Regions from separate parts of the Homo sapiens genome. Here region 1 is linked to region 2. Evidence: chromatin loops called from intact Hi-C (ENCODE). Cell type or tissue: Panc1. All regions are shown on one strand. Each heading gives the region's core, and the rest is flanking DNA. Links, peaks and the distances in the headings are about the cores only. Region 1 holds the start of RFX6 (regulatory factor X6). Region 2 overlaps ROS1 (ROS proto-oncogene 1, receptor tyrosine kinase).

Region 1 (2,916 bases), core at 303-2,802, 440 kb before region 2:
TGCTGGAGGTACCAGATAAGGTGAAAACCTTTGACAAAGAGTTGCTGCCTTTCCCAACAAGTGGTACTAAAAATGGGGAGATTCAAATCCACTCATAATTTTAGCTGCTTTTGCTGTATTACTTAGACTGTATCGCTCCTTCCCATAATTCACCCTTCAGCCACCCACCACCTTGGATCCCATTTTGTTTGTTCTATGTTAAATTTCAATGTAATGTAGTTTAATATTGTCAAAGTCGAAGGCTGATTTCTCTCTCTAATGCTGCAAGAGAAGATGACATGCTGTAGGTTGTGATGAGGCAATGTGATCCAAAGCAGAATCCTTGCTTTTGTTGGAGAGCACTGGACATATAAAGACACTGGGCGTATTTGTCAAAAGAACAGAAGGTGGAAGGAAAGGAAGATGATCTGGCAGTCAGGTAACACCAATCCCAAGTCTCCACTGACCGCTCCCGTCTAAAGAGAGCACAGATTATAGTTTGCCCCCATGAGATTGCCATTTTGGGTTGGAAGATGGTCGCAATTTCATTTTTCACTTAAGCAAACGTCCGTTGCCGTACTGCTAGGTATGAGATGAGTAATCGTCAGGGACGCGTTTAAATTACAAAATAATGGTAAATGGGAGAGAAAGAATCTTTTCTCGGGGTTGAGGCCAGATCCTCCAGGGCTGGGAGACCCAGGAGTGCGGGCCACTGTGCACCCTCGAGCAAAGCAGTGTGTGACGAGATGGGATCTTCCCTCAAATGCTGAGAAGAGCCCTCGCCAATCCCTCGGAAGGTTCCCAGAATAAAAAGCCCGGTCCCTGCTGTGCAAAGACTGAGCGGTACTCCGGTGTACTTTTTCCCTGTCCCAGGCGTGCAGAGTCCACGCCGCGCGGCCAGGTGCCCCAATAGTGTACCTGAAAGTAGGGATGGGGCCAGTTACAGCTGCACTTTCCCTGCAGAAGACAGTGAGCCTTCCCGGGATCTTTCTGGGAGCTCTGAGTGTGAAAACGGTCCTCCGGCCAGCGCAGGTTGAGAGAACGGGAAGGAGGGGGAAGCTGTGGGCGCCCAGGGCGTGACAGGCGCAGGTGAGAAAGTGAGTTTCGCGGGAGCATCTGCCGGGACCGCAGACAGGTGGAGAAACGCAGTCCCACCGCGGCCCACCGCGGCTCCCGGGCGGCCTGGGCTGTACCTGTGCGCGGCGTCCTTTCTGCGCTGAGCCAGGGCACCCCGGAGCCTGCGGCCTCCTTCCCCGCCCCTGCGGCCCCGGGTCCCAGCCCCGCCCCGCCCCGCCCCGGGCTGGGGCTCCGCTGGGGAACCGGCCGAGCGGCGCGCGCGGAGGTGTCCGGCGGCCAGGAGGATGGCCAAGGTCCCGGAGCTGGAAGACACCTTCCTGCAGGCGCAGCCTGCGCCCCAACTGTCCCCGGGGATCCAGGAAGACTGCTGTGTGCAGCTCCTGGGCAAGGGCTTGCTAGTCTATCCGGAAGAAACAGTGTACCTGGCGGCCGAAGGGCAGCCCGGGGGCGAGCAGGGCGGCGGGGAGAAAGGCGAAGACCCGGAGCTGCCGGGGGCAGTGAAATCAGGTGAGTGCTCTGCCGCATCCGGAGCTGGGAAGGGGACGGGGACGTATTCTAAGAAGGGCACCCAATAATAATAATGCATCCCGAACAAACATAAGGCAGATATAGAATGTTCTGTCCAAATCTTTGTATTTCCTCAGTAAAATGTCAAGTAGAGACCTGACATTTTGCATAGCCCCCCTTTCCTCCCCTCCGCCCCCACCCCAGTAGGCTACTCCTTTGAAGTTAAGGTACACTTAAAGGCGACTTAGTTGATTTTATATTCTATTTTTCTTTATCATCCCTTCAACTGGCAATCAGAAATGCACTTAAACAATGGTAACTTTTCCTCTGAAGAAGAGGACGCCGACAACCACGACAGCAAAACCAAAGCAGCGGATCAATACCTGTCTCAGAAGAAAACCATCACGCAGATTGTGAAGGATAAAAAGAAGCAGACACAGCTCACGCTGCAGTGGTGAGACTCGCCCGCAGGGTACACTGAAGCACCTGTTGACGTTTTAACAGCCAGCGTCTTCAGGATCTTTGATTTTCACAATTTACTTCTTCCTCAAACTTTTTGGGAAAGTTTAAAAAACCAATTAGAATTTAACCCAGAATTTTTTTCACTGAATTTTTAGTATAGAGACTTATACAAGTACTGGTGAAGGATTTGCAATACAAATGAAAACCACATTACGTTGTTCCTTATTGACTAAAACCATATTTTCTTCAAATGTAAGCATTAATGAACGTTTTTATGACTTACTGGCTTAATATGCAATCAGTTCAGTCCTTACATATTTGTTGTTTGATAGTTTTTGAGATTATAAAATATGATTCTTAAAAACAACTTAAAATGAGGAAGGATCTTAACACTGCCTTTATTCAAAAGAGGGCAAATTAAAAATAGTGTATACTCCATAAGATGAACTGTGTTTGAGGTAGAAGACATAGAAAAAATCGGTTAAGATATCTATACTAACTTAAATAGAAGTTCAACTATTTTTATACCATCTATCATATATGATTTATAATAATAAAATATTACAAATTGGATTTTGTGGAAAATCTTTTAAAACCAAGAATTTATCAGTAGGATTTCCACATAGAGTGAACATTTTGTAATATCTATCTAAAAGAAAGACGGCTCTAAAGTAAAAGCATTATATTAAACTTTCCTACGTAGTGGGAAGAAATAGGAGCATAAATTTCCTCACAAATTCCAAGTAAAAAACAAACTAATAAAAAGGACTATATATTTACTGATTAGTTACATAACCTAATTTTGTGTAAAGTATGATCTAAGGAGCCTTAGAAAAATACAAGATAAAGAACTAGTAAATTTTATTTTTATTATTTATTTAAATATTAAAT
Region 2 (2,916 bases), core at 206-2,705:
TTAAATCCTCATCTTCCATACTGGGCAATCAATTTACCCCAAATTGAAAAATCAACATGTGTCAGTATGAGCAGACTATTTAGGAACTTGGCGGTAAATACCACAAGATACATGCGGGGCCTGAGAGGTAGGAATGAGGCAGTGCACAGGGCTCCTGTTTTTCACTATATGCTTTGTCACACATTTTAATTTTTTAGCCATATGATGTTTATTTTGATATAAAAATTTTTTTAATCCACCAGATTTAAACTTTGCTGACTTGTCTTATCTTACGTGTTCTCATCTAAGGTATAAGGTAGATTCCTACAGGTAGTCACCCCCAGTCCTGTCCGCCATTCCACAGTATTTCCAGGGTTCATAATGTGCTGTGCACTGCTCCAGGCACTGGGGATACAAGAGAAGAAGGACTGCGGCTGCGTTTTGCAGGCAGAGTTTGTTAGCATGGATGTAGGGAAAGAGAAAGCAAGGAAGTAGATGGGTGGAGTAGGAGAGGACGTACGAAATCAAGAGCTCCGTTTGGGGCAAAATATGTTTGAGATACCTACTAAAATCCAAAAAGATATGTCAACTAGAGAGGGACATACAAGTCTGGTACTCAGTAAAGACATCAAGACTGGAAATATAATTTGGGACAGACAGGCATATAGATTAAGTACAGAGATATGCCTTTCCAACTCCACGCTATCCCTGTGCTCCAGAAAAACATGATTCTGGCAATGAGGGTCATGTTCTCCCATTAAATACTAAAAACAGGCTCGGGCTCACATGACCAGAAAGTGCCAGAATGTTAGCCCAGGGTTCTGATTGTCAAAAGCTAATGTGAAGGAAACAGAATAATTCTTTCCATGTAAGTCTTCTAAGGTTTTACCACTGCAGCCTATTAAATTTAAAGAAAATTAATAGGGAATTATAGGGCATTTGCATTATGAAACCAATATTATGGATCCCAACTGCCTACCGTTGCCATCCGGGCTTTACGCAAATAAGTAAGAAGGTCTCCTCCCTCCATCAGTTCCAGGATAATGTATTGGGGTTCATTCAGCAGACAAACTCCAAGCTGCTTCAGAATGTTGGGATGATTAAATTTGCTGAAAGGTGGAAAGACACAGGCTGGATGATATGACAGAAGCAGGAGTCCTAGCCGAGGGTCTTTATGGAGTACAGCAATTCTTTATCAATAGTTTCCTTCAAAACCCCTGACTTAGTGTCTCTAACACTTCGTTTTCCAACTCCTGGTCTTTGTGCTTACCTTAAAGAGGTAATATGGCAACCCCTAGTGGCCATGAGTATGGATAAAATAGGTTGGTTTTTAGAAGGAATAACATTTGTATTAAGCATATTTTGGAAAAGAAAGTAATTTTGACTAGTAGCGTCCTTGAAAAGATATTTAAAAACATTGGGTTTTGGGTCATTACAGGTATGAAATATATCCTCTCCCTTTCAGGAAAACAACTCAGAAATGCGGGTTTGGCTACACAGTTTTCTCAAGACATCAAACCAAGTAAGTCCCAACCTAATAATTGGAACCCACAGCTTGAGACCCAATCAACCACTGCCTCAAGTCTTCCCATTAAGATGTGCTTGAGCAGTTTTTATGACCACAAACTCAAACTGATAGACAAGTTTACTAAGACAAAGGATATTTTCACTGACATTATAGCATTTGAGAGAACTCTCTCTTACTGGGTATACTTGACCATTATCACACATTTAGATGAATACAAGCATGTCAAAAGCCAAACAGCTTCAGAATTCATTTGCAAAACATGCTCCTTATTGAAGATAAAAGAAAGGAGAACCTTTTGTCTGAGGATTGCCTGTACCCAGGCTCAGAAGATTGGCCTCTATAGACTACTTGCTCTGCAGATGTAGTTCCATTTAAACGTTTCAACCATGTTGTTTTAGTCATGATCCGTTAAGTCATGTCATTTTGGGTGTTAAAAATAAGTCAAGCGGACTTAAAACTTCTTACCCATACCAGGAGAAAATTATTTCAGAGCTACCTCATCAGATGTGCCTCCTTCAGGAATTCAATCTTCTCCTGGTCTGTGGAACCCTTCTTCAAAGTCTATACAACATAAAAACAAGTCAGGAATCAGTATAGCAGACATTTCTGTGAGCTCAGTGGGTTAATGGAGATTGTTCTGTTTGTTCTGTAATATCTACCCTGAAAGCTGGAAACAGATCGTAGATAAAACATGTGCATGTATTCTACAAACCCTTCAAATGTTACCTCCTGTTATTGCTAGTAGAAGAATATGCAAAATAAGAGGTCTAGTAATGTTTACACAATATTCCTCCAAAAGGTAGAAATTTTAAGAGACCAAGTTTTGTTGTTTAGGCCAATTTCTTAATTTTCAAAATTTTCTTTTCAATATGTTTTCTCCATCTCCTTGCTTTCGATTTATTTCTTGGAGGCCAGGTTCCCAGTCCCAAGCAATTGATCAAAGCTAATCATGAAAATTGTATTCTAAAATTCTCCAGCCTCCCTTGGAAATTGGGGTGGTCATATAACTCGGTGATGGTCAATGGCATATAAGAGAAAAACTGCTGAGGCGGGAAGGGAGCTTTGAAGAAGACTTTGCCTTCCTGAACATGTACATCTCACACCATCTTTCCTCCTCTCCCTGGCCCGAATGAAGATGTGATGCTTGCTTCTTTGTCAGCCATCTTGGAACAATGAGGCAGCAAGCATGAACAACAGCCAAGAAAATTTCAGAGATACTGGCTCTGACCTGACACACTATCCTGAACCAAAGCCAGCAGTCATCTTGTTACATGAGAGAAATAAACATTTGTTTAAAACAGTCAAGGTGGGAGTAAATTAAAGAACTTTTAAATGACATCATTTAGAAGCAGAGAGAATTTTGCCAACTTTTCTAGTTGTATAGCTCACTCTCAAAGCAATAAATCTCT

Evidence for each region. Hi-C counts contacts between places; a loop is a spot of excess contacts. Peaks named below come from ENCODE experiments on the same cell type or tissue, not always from the same donor. Only the 100,000 strongest peaks of a DNase experiment are listed, where the experiment ranks them.
Region 1: it touches region 2 in a loop (3-fold over the local background); 7 of 110 quality-filtered maps call a loop at or near these places.

Annotation. Positions count from the first base shown.
Region 1 is chr6:116,875,936-116,878,851 of GRCh38, forward strand. It overlaps RFX6 (regulatory factor X6), which reads left to right and starts at 1,307. Exons shown (of 19, transcript NM_173560.4): 1 at 1,307-1,563; 2 at 1,861-2,017. The coding sequence starts at 1,341. RefSeq lists enhancers at 358-1,317, 1,318-2,276 and a promoter at 780-1,572. In Panc1, for the core only: no CTCF peak of the experiment used is centred there; no DNase peak of the experiment used is centred there; H3K4me3 peaks cover 1,416 bases; H3K27me3 peaks cover 2,117 bases.
Region 2 is chr6:117,316,185-117,319,100 of GRCh38, forward strand. ROS1 (ROS proto-oncogene 1, receptor tyrosine kinase) reads right to left here. Exons shown (of 44, transcript NM_001378902.1): 38 at 2,004-2,068; 39 at 959-1,088. Among named protein-coding and RNA genes, the nearest start is that of VGLL2, 52 kb to the left of the region's middle. In Panc1, for the core only: CTCF peaks have their summits at 1,253 (motif pointing left) and 1,457; a DNase peak (open chromatin) is centred at 1,267; H3K27me3 peaks cover 209 bases.